Regions from separate parts of the Homo sapiens genome. Here region 2 is linked to region 1. Evidence: read pairs that join two places in POLR2A ChIA-PET (ENCODE). Cell type or tissue: HepG2. All regions are shown on one strand. Links, peaks and the distances in the headings refer to the core of each region. The heading gives the core; the rest is flanking DNA.

The links. ChIA-PET counts read pairs that join two places held together with the same protein. Peaks named below come from ENCODE experiments on the same cell type or tissue, not always from the same donor. Only the 100,000 strongest peaks of a DNase experiment are listed, where the experiment ranks them.
Region 2: POLR2A ChIA-PET joins it to region 1 with 5 read pairs; 1 of 35 experiments calls an interaction of 5 or more read pairs at or near these places.

The regions. Positions count from the first base shown.
Region 1 is chr10:124,431,151-124,438,707 of GRCh38, forward strand. No RefSeq gene overlaps it. Among named protein-coding and RNA genes, the nearest start is that of NKX1-2, 15 kb to the right of the region's middle. In HepG2, for the core only: no CTCF peak of the experiment used is centred there; a DNase peak (open chromatin) is centred at 4,191.
Region 2 is chr10:124,605,833-124,613,389 of GRCh38, forward strand. LHPP (phospholysine phosphohistidine inorganic pyrophosphate phosphatase) reads left to right here. Exons shown (of 7, transcript NM_022126.4): 7 at 7,432-7,557. The coding sequence ends at 7,528. Among named protein-coding and RNA genes, the nearest start is that of FAM53B-AS1, 94 kb to the right of the region's middle. RefSeq lists enhancers at 65-1,009, 6,091-6,140, 7,100-7,557. In HepG2, for the core only: a CTCF peak has its summit at 4,073 (motif pointing left); a DNase peak (open chromatin) is centred at 4,059.

The sequences.
Region 1 (7,557 bases), core at 2,774-5,273:
AAATATAATTAAGCTAACGAAAAAGGAAAAACCTATTTCAGTCATTTAACAGCAACGTTTTCAACATCAACATGTTGGGGTGTGAGAGATACAAGATTCGCCAAACGTCGATGAGTTGTTAGAGAGAGAGGGAGTGAGAAAGGGAGAGAGCGCCTCTCCCAGATGAAATAAATGGCAATGGCACAGTACAAAATGTCATAGGTGCTAAAGGACATGGTGACATCTCACCTGCAAAAGGCCCGGAATCCCCCAGCAGAAAAGCAAAGCATCAGGAATCAGTCTGTCTGCTGGGATCCAATCTCCAAAACATGGGGAGCGGGGATAAGATAAAATATGAATGAGCAGAAAGAAAAGTTTAGAAAATCTATTTATGTTTTATAATCTTGTCCCTTTTTAAATTTTAATTATTAGTTTTTTGAGATAGATTCTCGCTGTGTCACCCAGGCTGGAGTGCAGTGGTGTGATCTCTGCTCACTGCAACCTCCACCTCCTGGGTTCAAGAGATTCTCCTGCCTCAGCCTCCCAAGTAGCTGGGATTACAGGCGTGCACTGCCACACCTGGCTAATTTTTGCAGTTTCAGTAGAGAAGGGGTTTGACCATGTTGGCCAGGCTGGTTTCAAACACCTGACCTCAAGTGATCCACCCGTCTTGGCCTCCCAAAGTGCAGGGATTACAGGCATGAGCCACCACACCCAGCAAATCTTATCATTTTAAATGTACATTTTACTTTGCGATGTAGATCATCTGTTAGCATTGTAGCATATGTAAACATATACACATAGTTTAGATAAATACATATATTGGGGATGATGCAGGGTCACTACTTTCTTATTCTGAATGGTATGAGATCAAAAAAGCTGATATGGGCCAGGTGCGGTGGCTCACACCTGTAATCCCAGCACTTTGGGATGCCGAGGTGGGTGGATCACCTGAGGTCAGGAGTTCCAAGACCAGCCTGGCCAACGCGGTGAAACCCTGTCTCTACTAAAAATACAAAAATCAGCCAGGTATGGTGGTGCACACCTGCAGTTCCAGCTACTCGGCTGACTGAGGCAGAAGAATCACTGGAACCCAGGAGGTGGAGGTTGCAGTGAGCCGAGACTGTGCCACTCTAGCCTGGGTGACAGAGTGAGACGTCATTTCAAAAAAAAAAAAAGGCCAGGCGCGGTGGCTCACCCCTGTAATCCCAGCAGTTTGGGAGGCCGCGGCGGATGGATCACAAGGTCAAGAGATCAAGACCATCCTGGACAACATGGTGAAACCCCGTCTCTACTGAAAATACAAAAATTAGCTGGGCGTGGTGGCACACACCTGTAGTCCCAGCTACTCGGGAGGCTGAGGCAAGAGAATTGCTTGAATCCGGGAGGTAGAGGTTGCAGTGAGCCGAGATTGTGCCACTGCACTCCAGCCTGCCAATAGAGAGAGACTCTGTCTCAAAAAAAGAAAAGAATTAAAAAAAAAAAAAGCTGATATGGACTCAACCTAAGTACCCCTCAATGGATGAACAGATGAGGAAAATGTGGTACATGTATACATGATAGGATTCTCTTCAGCCATAAAAAGAAATGAAATTCTGTCCTTTGTAGCAACATGGTTTTGGAATTGGAGGTCATTATGTTAAATGAAATAAGCCAGACACAGAAAGACAAATATCACCTATTTTCACTCGTAGGAGTTTAAAAAGCTGATCTCACGGAGGTAGACAGTCAAATGGTAGTGACGAGATGCTGGGAAGGGTGGGGAGGGGTGAAGAGAGGTTTGGTGAATGGGTACAAAAATTCAGTTAGTGGCTGAGCACAGCGGCTCACTCCTGTAATTCCAGCAATTTGGGAGGCCAAGGTGAGAGGATGGCTTCAGCCCAGGGGTTCAAGACCAGCCTGGGCAACATGGTGAAACCCCGTCTCTAAAAAAAAAAATACAAAAAATTAGCTGGGCATAGTGGTGTGTGCCTGTAGTCCCAGCTACTCAGGAGGCTGAGGCGGGAGGATCGCTTGAGCCTGGGAGGTCGAGGCTGCAGCGAGCTGTGATTGTGATGATGCCACTGCATTCCAGCCTGGGTAACAGAGGGAGACCCTGTCTTAAAGAAAAACAAAAACAAAAAACACACAAAAAGACCCCACATAAATATAGTTAGACAGAAGGAATAAGTTCTAGTATTTGATAGCACAGTAGGGTGACTATAGTTGACAACGATCTATTGTACAGTGCAAAATAGCTAGAAGAAAAGATGTGAAATGTTTCCAGTACAAAGAAATAATAAATGTTTGAGGTGCTGGATATCCTAAATACCCTGATTTGATCATTACATGTCGTATGCATGTATCAAAACATCACATGTACCATGTAAATATGTACAATTATTATGCATCAATTTAGAACAATTATTTTAAGCTGAAAGGCCACTGGACTAGATACATGGCAGGAATGGAGGGCAGGGACCATGCTTTCTTGCTTACCATTGCACCCCCAGGGCCTAGCACAGTGCCAAGAGGGGTTATGTGTCTATTTACAGCCTTGAAAATAAGTACCCGCATCAAGAGCCAGCTTGCTTGTGCAGGTGTGGTTGCTAAATATTTCAGCTTCTAAAGACAAGGATAAGGCAAAACATCCCATATCTGTCCTGCCAGGGAGTTATCCAAACATAGTATTTTCTTTTTTTTTTTTTTTTTGAGATGGAGTCTCGCTCATGTTGCCCAGGCTAGAGTGCAGTGGCACAGTCTTGGCTCACTGCAACCCCTCCGCCTCCCGGGTTCAAGTGATTCTCCTGCCTCAGGCTCCTAAGTAGCTGGGATTACAGGCGCCCACCACTGCGCCCAGCTAATTTTTGCATTTTTAGTGGAGATGGGGGTTTCACCATCTTGGCCAGGCTGGTCTCGAACTCCTGACCTCGTGATCCACTCGCCTTGCCCTCCCAAAGTGCTGGGATTACAAGCATGAGCCACCACGCCCAGCCAAGTATTTTCATCTTTCAGAGTTGAAAGAGAAATTCGAGGCCAGGTGCAGTGGCTCATGCCTGTAATCCCAGCACGTTGGAAGGCCAAGGTGGGTGGATCACCTGAGGTCAGGAGTTCGAGACCAGCCTGGCCAACATAGCAAAAGCCCATCTCTACTAAAAATACAAAAATTAGCTGGACATGGTGGTGTGCACTGTAGTCCCAGCTACTCGGGAGGCTGAGGCAAGCGAATCGCTTGAACCTGGGAGGTGGAGGTTGCAGTGAGCTGAGATTGCGCCACTGCACTCCAGCCTGGGTAACAGAGCGAGACCCTGTCTCAATAAATAAATAAAAGACCGGGCGCAGTGGCTCATGCCTGTAATCCCAGCACTTTGGGAGGCCGAGGTGGGTGGATCACCTGAGGTCAGGAGTTCAAGACCAGCCTGGTCAACATGGTGAAACCCCATTTCTACTAAAAATACAAAAATTAGACGGGTGTGGTGGTGCATGCCTGTAATCCCAGCTACTTCTGAGGCTGAGGCAGGAGAATCACTTGAACCCAGGAGGCAGAGGTTGCAGTGACCCGAGATTGTGCCACTGAACTCTAGCCTGGGCAACAAAGTGAGACTTTGTCTCAAAAAAAAAAAAAAAAAAAAAAAAAAAAAACGAAAGAAAGAGAAATTCAAAATCAGCTGTGGATCCTTTTACATGGGTTTGTTCTCCATAAGCACATGGAATCTTGCCACTTGGAAGACAGAGATATAGAGACTGCCAAAACACAGTTAAGGTGGTTATAATTCAGCTTATTTTAGAAAACCATGATGGAAGCTCATGGCTTTATAAGTGAAAAGAACCAGTTATGGTTCAACTAAAAAAAAAAAAAACAAGTAACTCTGGTACTTTGAACTTGCCTTGGTAATATTATTGACTTATTTATGAGTAATGTTTTACCACTGTTTATACTCTGGGAGGTATAAGTGTCTGGGAGGACTTTTCTTTTTAAAAAATTACATTTTTTATTCTTTATAGAGATGGGGTTTCACCATGTTGCCCAGGCTGGTCTCAAACTCCTGGCCTCAAGCGATGCCCCACCCCCCAACTCCCAGTCTCGGCCTCCTAAAATGCAGGACTTACAGGCGTGAGCCACCAAGCTGGGCCCCTGGAAAAACTTTTCTAAAATACACACCAGATCTGTATAGAACAAGCATGGCAAAGGAGGAATTAGTAACACAGGGTTCTTTCTTTCCAGCCTGAATCCCAAATGACGTCAGTGCAAAGGGCAGGGTTTCTTTGTACAGAAACAGCTGACAAGAAAGCCATGGAATTTTCTGCACTTCACTGTACCAACCACCACCTGTCTGTGACCTCCATCTACCTGAGCTCCCCTCGCCAATACCAAGCCAGGGTCTTCTGCTGTACTCCCAGAGCCCAGGGTAGCACCTGGCACACAGTTGGTGCCCAATAAATGTGCAAAAGAAGAGAGGATGGAAACTTTAGATCATATATTTATTTTGATTTCCTTTTTTTTAAATCACATGTACCATGTAGATTTACAATTATTATGCATCAATTTAGAACAATTGTTTTAAGCTGAAAGGCCACTGGATTAGATACATGGCAGGAATGGAGGGCAGGGATCAGGCCTTCTTGCTCACCATTGCACCCCCAGGGCCTAGCACAGTGCCTGACACAGCAAACCAAGAGGGGTTATGTGGCTGTTTACTTTTTTTTTTTTTTTTGAGATGGAGTCTTGCTCTGTTGCCCAGGCTGGAGTGCAATGGCGCAATCTTGACTCACTGCAAACTTCGCCTCCTGGGTTCAAGTGATTATCTCACCTCAGCCTCCTGAGTAGCTGGGATTACAGGTGTCACTACATCCAGCTAATTTTTGTATTTTCAGTAGAGACAGGGTTTCACCATGTTGGCCATGCTGGTCTTGAACTCCTGACCTCAAGTGATCCGCCGGCCTCAGCCTCCCAAAATGCCAGGATTACAGGCATGAGTCACTGTGCCTGGCCCATATATTTATTTTAATATACAAAAGAAATGGAGGGAGGATATAAATGTTTTGAATGAAGAACTCTTAAAACTCAACAAGATAAACAACCCAATTAAAAAATGAGCAAAGGACTTGATGGACACCTCTCCAAAGATGACATACAAATGGCCATCAAGCACTTGAAAAGAGTCTCGATGTTATTAGTCATTAGGGAAATGCAAATCAAAACCGCAAGGAATTACCACTTCCTATCTACTAGGATGGGCTTTTTTCTTTTTTTAACTTTTTGAGACAAGGTCTCACTCTGTCACCCAGGCTGGAATGCAGTGGCGTGATCATGGCTCAAACTGCAGCCTCAACCTCCCAGGTTCAAGTGATTCTCTCACCTCAGCCTCTTGCATAACTGGGACTATAGGCGCATACCACCACACTCGGCTAATGTTTGCATATTTTTTGGTAGAGACGAGATTTCGCCATGTTGCCCAGGCTTGTCTTGAACACCTGGGCTCCCAAAGTGCTGGTATTACAGGCGTGAGTCACCCTGCCCAGCCTAATTTTCTTTTTAAAATTTTTGAGAGACAGGGTCTCACTTTGTTGCCCAGGCTGAACTCCTGGCCTCTAGCAATCTCCCTTCCCTCCTTCCCTCCCTCCTTCCTTCATCTCATTCTGTCACCCAGGCTGGAGTGCAGCAGTGCAATCTTGGCTCACTGCAACCTCCACCTCCCAGGCTCAAGCAATTCTGCTGCCTCAGTCTCCCGAGTAGTTGGGACTACAGGTGTGTGCCACCATGCCCAGCTAATTTTTTTGTATTTTTAGTAGAGACAGGGTTTCACCATATTTCGCAGGCTGGTCTCAAACTCCTGAGCTCAAGCAATCCACCTGCCTTGGTCTCCCACAGTGCTGGGATTACAGGTGTGAGCCACCACACCCGGCCTCTTTTTTTTTTTTTTTTTTTTTTTTTGAGACAGAGTCTCACTCTGTCACTCAGGCTGGAGTGCAGTGGCACCATCTCAGCTCACTGCAACTTCTGCCTCCCATGTTCAAAAGATTCTCCTGCCTCAGCCTCCAAGTAGCTGAGATTATAAGTGCCTGCCACCATGCCCGGCTAATTTTTGTATTTTTAGTAGAGATGGAGTTTCACCATATTGGCCAGGCTTGTCTCGAACTCCTGACCTCAAGTGATCCACCCCCCTCGGCCTTCCACAGTGCTGGGATTACAGGCATGAGCCACAGCACTTGGCTTCTTTTTAAAATCTTTATTTTTTTATTTCAGTAGCTTTTGGGGTACAAGTGGTTTTTGGTTTCATGGATGAATTGTGTAGTGGTGAAGTCTGAGATTTTAGTGCACCTGTCACTCGAGTAGTGTATATTGTACCCAATGTTTTTTTTTTTTTAATCCCTCATCCTCCACTCACCCTCCCCGATCCTGAGACTCCAATGTTCATTATATCACTCTCTATGGCTTTGTGTTGGTTTAAATTTTTTTTTTTTTCCAGATGGGGTTTTGTTCTTGTTGCCCAGGCTGGATTGCAATGGCATGATCTCAGCTCACCGCAACCTCTGCCTCCTGGATTCAAGCGATTCTCCTGCCTCAGCCTCCCAAGTAGCTGGGATTACAGGCATGCACCACCATGCCCAGCTAATTTAGTATTTTTAGTAGAGGCGGGGTTTCTCCATGTTGGTCAGGCTGGTCTTGAACTCCCGACCTCAGGTCATCCACCTGTCTCGGCCTCCCAAAGTGCTGGGATTACAAGCGTGAACCATGGTTTTAATTTTAAAAACAGGAAAAGAAAAAAGAAAATCAAGCCAAGCGCGGTGGCTCACGCCTGTAATCCCGGCACTTTGGGAGGCCGAGGCAGGCGGATCACGAGGTCAGGAGTTAGAGACCAGCCTAGCCAACATGATGAAACCCCATCTCTACTAAAAATACAAAATTAGCCGAGCGTGATGGAGCATGCCTGTAATACCAGCTACTCGGGAGGCTGAGGCAAGAGAATCGCTTGAATCCAGGAGGCAGAGGTTGCAGTGAGCCGAGATCGTGCCATTGAACTCCGGCCTGGGCAACAAAAGCAAAACTCCATCTCAAAAAATAAAAATAAAAAAAAGAAAAAAGAAAATCACAAGTATTCACCAAGATATGGAGAAAATTGCAACTCTCGCACATTGCTGGTGGAAAGGTAAAATGGTACAACCACTGTGGAAGACAGTTTGGCTGTTCCTCAACAAGCTAAACATAGAATTACTATGTGATCCAACACTTCCAGTCCTAGGTGTATGCCCCAAATAATTGAAGACAGGTATTCAAATAAAAACCTGTACAGAAATACTCATAGCAACACTATTCTCAACAGCTAAAACATGGAAACAATACAAATGTCCATCAACCGATGAACGAATAAACAAAATGTGGTCTGTCCATATGATGAAGTATCACTCAGTCATAAAAAGAAATGACACCTGATAGGTGCTACAACATGAACCTTGAAAACATTATGTTCAGTAAAAGAAGCCAGATACAAAAAGACATGTATTCTATAATTCCATTCCCATGAAATATCCAAAATAAACAATCTATAGAAATCGAAGGCAGGGCCATGCACAGTGGCTCACACCTGTAATCCCAGC
Region 2 (7,557 bases), core at 3,025-5,524, 170 kb after region 1:
AGAGCCAGTGGAGGGGGAGGGGGAAGGGGAAGGGAACAGGCTTCAGCAGAAGACCTCCTGCCTTCAAGGGGCCCGGGTCACCCTGTGGGTTCCGGTGGTTAAGGCCAGCCTCCTGGTCCTGCAGCCACATGCCTCCCAGCTGTGTGCCTCCGCTTCTACCTCCGAAACCCGGGCAGCAGGACCCACCCTGCAGGCTCCTGCGCAAGGATGGGGGAGGTACCTGGAGGGCCCACCCCACATCAGAAGCAGGTCCTCAGCCAGAGACGCCCAAATGCAGCCCGAGGGAGGCTGCCCCCAGGAGAGGAGAGGAGAACCCGCAGCCGCCCCGCAGGCGCCTGGGGAAATCACTCACTGCTCCCACCTCCCAGCCAGGCCCCGAGGGCCAGGCACTCTGGCTTAGTGAAGAAGCCACCCAGCAAAGGCCTGGTGTCTCCACACCATTCTCGGGGGGACAGCAGCAAGGACGATGGACGGGAGCAGTGCTCAGCCTTAACGTCCCTGTTTCCGGAAGCGTCCCTGCCCCGCTCAGTCCTGCCCCACTCCCTCTCCCATCAGTGCCCTCAGACTCCAGGCCCTTTTCTTTCTTTCCCAGCAGTGCTGACAACTGTGAGTGTGGAACTGGACTGTGAACCCTGGAGGGCAGATGGTGGAGGTGGGAGGGGGCAGGGCCAGCGCCAGGGTGAGCTGCAGGGTCCCCAGGTGCAGGGGAAACGCCAACTTCGTGTGCAGTCTTGCCTCTTTTGTTTCGTTTCAGAGTGGCCCCCAGAGCCAAGCCCTATGCTACCTTACAGATGAGGAAACTGAGGCTCGGGCAGGTGAAGAGACCGGCCCTGGGCCATGCACTTTTTTGGGGACAGAGCAGGGTGCTCAGCTGTCTGGGGGCCTGGGCTGGGCCTGGGGCAGGGGGAGGAGCAGCGCTGTGACCCCCACGGGGAGCCGTCAGCCAGGCCCGTAGCCAGGGAAGGGCGGAGGGGCTTAACGCAGGCCCACATGGCCAGGACACAGAACCGTGGGGGCAGCCCCAGCCCTTCCCTGCCTGTTACAGGCCCCTGCCCCTGTTCCTGTGTCCCATGCCTGTCCCCTCCCTCCATGTGTCTGTCTCTACTCGCCTGCCCTCTCTCTGCCCTCTTTTCTCTGCTTCATCCTCTTTTTCCGTTTCTGCCTGTCTCATGGTTCTTCCTGTCCCTGCCCTCCCTCCCTCCGTGTGTGGCCGTGTCTCTCTGTCTGTCTCTTCCTCCTCCTCCAGCTCTGTCCCAGTAGGGCCACTCCGGGCAGGATGGTCTGCGGCCCCTCCTGCTTCACCCTCTCCGCTCTGTACCCACTGCCGAGGACACACCTTTGCTGGGTTTCTTGGTTCAGCTTTTGTACCGTGACATCTCTGAGGTCCACAGGTCACAGGGCACTGGCCAGTGTGGGGCAGGGACTCCTCCTGCCCAGGCCATTGGACAAAGCAGAGCTGCTTCAGGGGCTTTGGGGCCACCAGGCCAGGAACAGGTCCCCTCCTGCCTACCCCAGCTCCCTGGGAGACACAGCCCACAGCAGCGTCACGTAATTAAGACATAAAAGTCCACGATTTCCGCTGCGTGTGGGCAAACACCGGCCGGGTGCTAATGCAATCCTTTCTTTTAGTGGATTCTTGAATTTAAATGATATGTAATTAAACATAATTAGCCACGGACGCCATTCGGCTAGGTACACGTGCGGAGTGGGGCTGGCCGGATTCTCATTACAAAGCGTCATCTTCTATGGGGAGACCTCTTGTTCCCTCTCGGGGCTGGTTGCTTTTGCCTGGACAATAAGCCTGGCCCCAGGGCACCTGGGGAAGGTGTCCAAGGAGGGGGTCCTGGGGGCCAGTCCCCCGGGGGCTCGGATGATGAATCATGGGCGGTGTTTGCTGGAAGAATTTTTGTTCCGCTTCGGGCAACAAGGAACCCAAACCTCTCACTGTTGTGGGGAGAAAAGTTGGAAATCAGATGGGAACTGGCTGCGGTACCAGAGAGGACGTCAGACCCGGGCCGCGGCCTCAGCCCCCGACTCCTTGTAAGCGTGGGCTGGGTGCACACGTGGCGGCTGCGAGCAGTGCTTTGGAGCTCATCTCCCCAGACCCTAGTGGGAGCTGAGGGCAGCCTGGCAGGGCTGATGCAGGCCCATGCACACAGGCCAGGCAGAGGTGAGACCAGGGAATAGAAGCGTTGCAGGGGCAGAGGGCAGGAGGGGGCAGAGCCTCGGCGTAGGAGTGAGCCTACTGGTCCTTCCCGCAGGCACCCTCCCTAGTGCCAGGTCTGCTGGGACTCCAGGCTGTTGGTATGCCCCCTAGGGTCCTGCTTGGAGCCTTTCTGACCCTCCTGATCCAGTGCCTGTGCCGGGCTTCCTCCCCACTCACCCTGTCCTCCCTGTGCCCCATGTAGCCCACACATCAGTGTGTCCGTCCGTCTGCCTGTCTGCCCCCCACCAGCCTGTGTGCCCAGGGGAAGGCTCAAGGCCGGTCATGCTCTACCTCCCTGGCCAGCCCAGCCCCAGCCCACGGTGCATTCCCTGGACAGGATTGCTGAGTTTTCCATTTTAGCCACAACAGCGCCCACACCCGCGCCAACCAACCTGTCCTTGCCACGAATATTGGCTCCTGCCCTCCTCATGGGAGCCCATGGTGCATGCTATTATGACCTCGGTCTAGAGGCAGGGACACCAAGGCACAGGGGCTTAGGGAAGTTGCCTGAGGTCACGTGGCTGGTAGGGGGCGGAGCCAGCTTTATCCTCATGGCACAGATGAGGAAACTGAGGCAGAGAGGTGTTTTGCCAGGGGGCTGATTTACTGAGCTAGCCAGCCGTTCTGGTTTTGTCTCTGTCTCGCTCAGAGGGACCCCCACCCCACCCACCTGCCTACCCAGCTTGCCGTGTCCTCGGCCAGGGCCAGCAGTCTCAGAGGTAGAGCTGCTGAGAGAAGCCTGTCATCTGTCCTCCAAGAGGGATCTGAGTAAGCCGGAGAGCATCAGCAGCCTCAAGGGGACCTTGGACCCCTGCCCACCTTTCATTCTGTACCAGGGCAGGGTGTGTCTGCACAGCCTGGAGCCAGGTGTGGCTGGCAGCCCCAGGAAGACAGGGCCAACCCTGCCCAGCCCAGAGCAGCCGCATCTCTGCAGCAGCGGTGCACTTGAGTGGAAGCACTGGCTTCCCAAGAGTAAGAGCTTGAGAAGGGGCCTGTCCAGAGCCCTGGGGGACGGTGGACAGGCCAGCCCAGGGGTCCAGGCCTTTCCTGTAGGGGCCGAATCGTTACCACTTCAGGCTCTGCCAGCTTCCATTTGGTCTCTCTTGCATATTACTCTCTTCTTTTTACACCCCTTTAAAAATATAAAGACAGGCCGCAGGTAGGATTTGGCCCTCTGGCCTACACAATAGCAACTGTGAGCATTATATGTGGCTTCTCTTTCTTTTTGAGACTCTCATCTGTCACCCAGGTTGGAATGCAGTGGTGTGATCACGGCTCACCACAGCCTCAACCTCCCAGGCTCAGGTGATCCTCCCACCTCAGCCTCCCAAGTAGCTGGGACTACAGGCGCCTGCCACTACACCTGGCTGATTTTTGTACTTTTTTGTAGAGATAGGGTTTCACCATGTTGCCCAGGCTGGTCTTGACCTCCTGGGCTCAAGCAATCCTCCTGCCTTAGCCTCCCAAAGTGCTAGGATGACAGGCGTGAGCTACCACGCCCGGCCCATATGTGGCTTTTTAATTAAATTTTTGAGGTATAACATTAGTAAAGTGCTCTAAAAGTGAAGAATAGGATGTTAGCCCCACCCAGGTCAAGATCTAGAACATTCCTGGCACCCCTATTCACCTTTCCGTTAGGAAGCTGCCGTCCCACCCTCTGTCACTAGTCTGCCTTTGCCAGCTCTGGAGCTCTCTGTAAGTCAGTCCTGCTGTGTGTATTCCTCGAGTCTGGCCTCAGTTGCTCTTCAGGTCTGGGGCTCACCCCCATTGCCGCGGCAGGAACTCACCCCAGATTGAGCCGTTGTGGAGTATTCCAGTGTGCAATTCTGCCGTGGTCTGTTTTCCCATCCTCCCCCTGGCGGGCATTTGTCCAGTGTTTGACTTTTGCTATTGCAACTAAAGCTGTGTGGAGCAGTGTGCCTTTGGTGAACGTGCCTTTGGTGAACGTGAGGATGCATTTCTGCTGTGTACATACTTAGGAGTGGGACTGCAGGGTTGCAAGTGGATATCAACACGCAGTTTTCCAATGTGGCCCGTACCATAGAAGGCCTCGTGGTGATGCCGAGTCCATATTCCAGCACTGACGCAGGATTGCGTGGTGCCAAGTCCCTATTTCAGCACTGACGCAGGATCACGCATGTCTTCAATGCCCCTCTCCTAGATCGTAGACACCCTGTGTGGCATCACAGAATGACACACACAAGACAAGAGGCCTCTAAAGCCCTGACACTGACACGGGTTGTTCTTGCTGGGGTTGCTAATGGAGCGGGTGCGGGTGTGGGTGCGGGTGAGGGTGCTGATGGAGCGGGTGAGGGTGCGGGTGAGGGTGCTGGTGGAGCGGGTGAGGGTGCGGGTGAGGGTGCTGGTGGAGCGGGTGAGGGTGAGGGTGAGGGTGCTGATGCAGCGGGTGAGGGTGAGGGTGAGGGTGAGGGTGCTGATGGAGCGGGTGAGGGTGAGGGTGTTGACGGAGCGGGTGAGGGTGCGGGTGAGGGTGCTGATGGAGCGGGTGAGGGTGCGGGTGAGGGTGCTGGTGGAGCGGGTGCGGGTGCGGGTGCAGGTGAGGGTGCTGATGGAGCGGGCGAGGGTGAGGGTGAGGGTGCTGATGGAGCGGGTGAGGGTGCGGGTGAGGGTGCTGGTGGAGCGGGTGCGGGTGCGGGTGCAGGTGAGGGTGCTGATGGAGCGGGCGAGGGTGAGGGTGAGGGTGCTGATGGAGCGGGTGAGGGTGCGGGTGAGGGTGCTGATGGAGCGGGTGAGGGTGCGGGTGAGGGTGCTGATGGAGCGGGTGAGGGTGAGGGTGAGGGTGAGGGTGTTGACGGAGCGGGTGAGGGTGAGGGTGAGGGTGCTGATGGAGCGGGTGAGGGTGAGGGTGAGGGTGCTGATGGAGCGGGCGAGGGTGAGGGTGAGGGTGCTGATGGAGCGGGTGAGGGTGCGGGTGAGGGTGCTGGTGGAGCGGGTGAGGGTGTTAATGAAGCGGGTGCGGGTGAGGGTGCTGATGGAGCGGGTGCGGGTGAGGGGGCCGCATACTCATCCCCTTGCCTGGTCCCCCAGGCTCCTACTTTGGTGTGTGCTCATTCAGGAGCAGCAGAGTGGCCGTGCTTGGGACGGCCAGCCAAGCGATCCCCACTGGTACTGGCATCTGTAGGTGCCCCTGCTTGGAGCGGGTGCTGGCAACTGCCCTTTGCTGGAAGGGGCAGCAATGTCCAGCAGTGGTGGAAGCTCTCGAAAGAACACAGGGCTGGGAGTAGAACTCAGTCAGATCCCAGCTCTGCTCTCCCTGCTGTGTGACCTATAGCAAGTCTCTGAACCTTTCTGAGCTGTTTCCTCACCTGTTCAAGATGGGGGTGACCACTTCTTCCTTGGAGGATGGAAGGGAGAGGGATGTGAGGCTCGTGAGTGCTGTGCTCGGAGACTGTGCAGGAGGGGAAGCGGCCGTAGCCCCATACAAGCAGGTGGGCAAGGAAGTGGGGGCGCTGGAGGGGCTTAGGGGACAAGGGGTTCTGTCCTTGGGACCTGGACAAGAGCCAAAAGGTATACCCTCACAGTCACAGGGGAGCCCACACTGCCCTCCCCTCCCAGGGACTGCCCCTGTGGCCCCCGTCCAGGTCCACAGCCTCAGCAGTCCCTGAGGGCCAGGAGGTAGCCTCCAGGCCACTGGGCTGAGAACCCTTAAAAGAAAAAGCCCCCCTGCCCATGACAGTCATTTTAGGGTCAAGAAAGCCCTTTGCAGAAACCAAACCCTTTGAAAGGGCCAACACGGCTTTTAGATGACGTGAGAACCAACTTCAAGCACTTCCTCTCAGACCAGGGTGGCAGCTTCCAAAGTGGGGGCGCTGCTGCCGGGAGACTGTGGTTTCCCTGCTTCTCAGGGAGCTTGGGCCAGGCCGTGGGGAGATCCAAGCAACATGTCCCTCGGTAGTGGTAGGTTTGCAGACGGGCCGCTCCCCACTTCCTGCCAAGCTCCAGCGGCACCTCTGTGGGTGCAAGGCTGTGGGGAGGGGCCTTCTGGCTCACAGCCCTCCAGGCTGCCCACAGCCCCTAGGATGAGGTGCCACTTCCTCAAATGACTGTCAAGACTGGGATGGGGGCCGGGCACGGTGGCTCACTCCTGTAATCCCAGCACTTTGGGAGGCTAAGGCGGGCAAATCACTTGAGGTCAGGAGTCGGAGACCGGCCTGGCCAACATGGCGAAACCCTATCTCTACACTAAAAAATACAAAAAAAGCCGGGCGTGGTGGCGGGTGCCTGTAGTCCCAGCTACTCAAGAGCCGAGGCAGGAGAATCGCTTGAAACTGGGAGGCAGAGGTTGCAGTGAGCCAAGATCGCACCATTGCACTCCAGCCTGGGCAACAGAGTGACACTTGGTCTCAAAAAAATAAAAAATAAAAAAGGCTCTGGATGTCTCCACGAACCCACCTGACCCCTTCCTGCTCCTGGGGCTCTCCTCTCCCACCCACGTGTCTACCCGTAGCTCCTGCCTGCCTTCAGGACTCAGCCCACAGCCCCTTCCACAAAGTCCCCTGGCAGGGCCCGGAGGCCTCTGCACTGTCTCATGGCTTCATTCCTGTGTCCTCAGCATCCAGTGAGACCTCAGGAGATGCCTGGGGAATGGCTGAAGGCTTTGGAGAGGTTGCTGCCCCCAGAATCCCAGCCAGAGGGCAGTTTATCCAGGAGCCCGGTGCCTCCTCTGTTGGGTGGGCGTGGCCTCAGAGGGCACCAACCAGAAGACACATGCTGTCACTGACATGCGGGCCCCCAGCGTTAGGGCAGGCAGGAGCTCCGAGTCTCTACCCCAGCTGTCCCCACAGTGCACATGGACTAGGCTCCTCCCACGGGGCACTAGGCCAGGCCAGGGGTGTGGGGTGAGCCCCTGGGGAGCCCAGAGCAGGGTACACTCATGTCCCCACCATCCAAGGTGAGATGTCTGTGCTGGAGGCCCAGAGGGAGCTGGGCCGGCTGTCACTCCACCACAAGGCTGAGCAGGCTCCCCAGTGGGAGACAGGTTTGGGGAGGTGTCCAGGTTGAGGGCACAGTCAGGAGGGGCCATGTGTGCCTGAGTAGGGCAGGGGGAGGAGGGGGATGGCCAGTGGCCACGGGCCAGGCTGCCTGGCAGGACCTGGAGGTTTCCTCAAGCTAAGGCCAGGCCCATGTTAGATGCTGGGAGGGTGGGTGTGGCTGCAGAGGGGTCAGCGTGGGGGCACTGACTAACCTCCGGCCATCCTCTCCAGGCCCAGTGACGAGCACCATCCGGAAGTGAAGGCTGATGGGTACGTGGACAACCTCGCAGAGGCAGTGGACCTGCTGCTGCAGCACGCCGACAAGTGATGGCCTCCTGGGAGAGCCCCGCCTCCTCC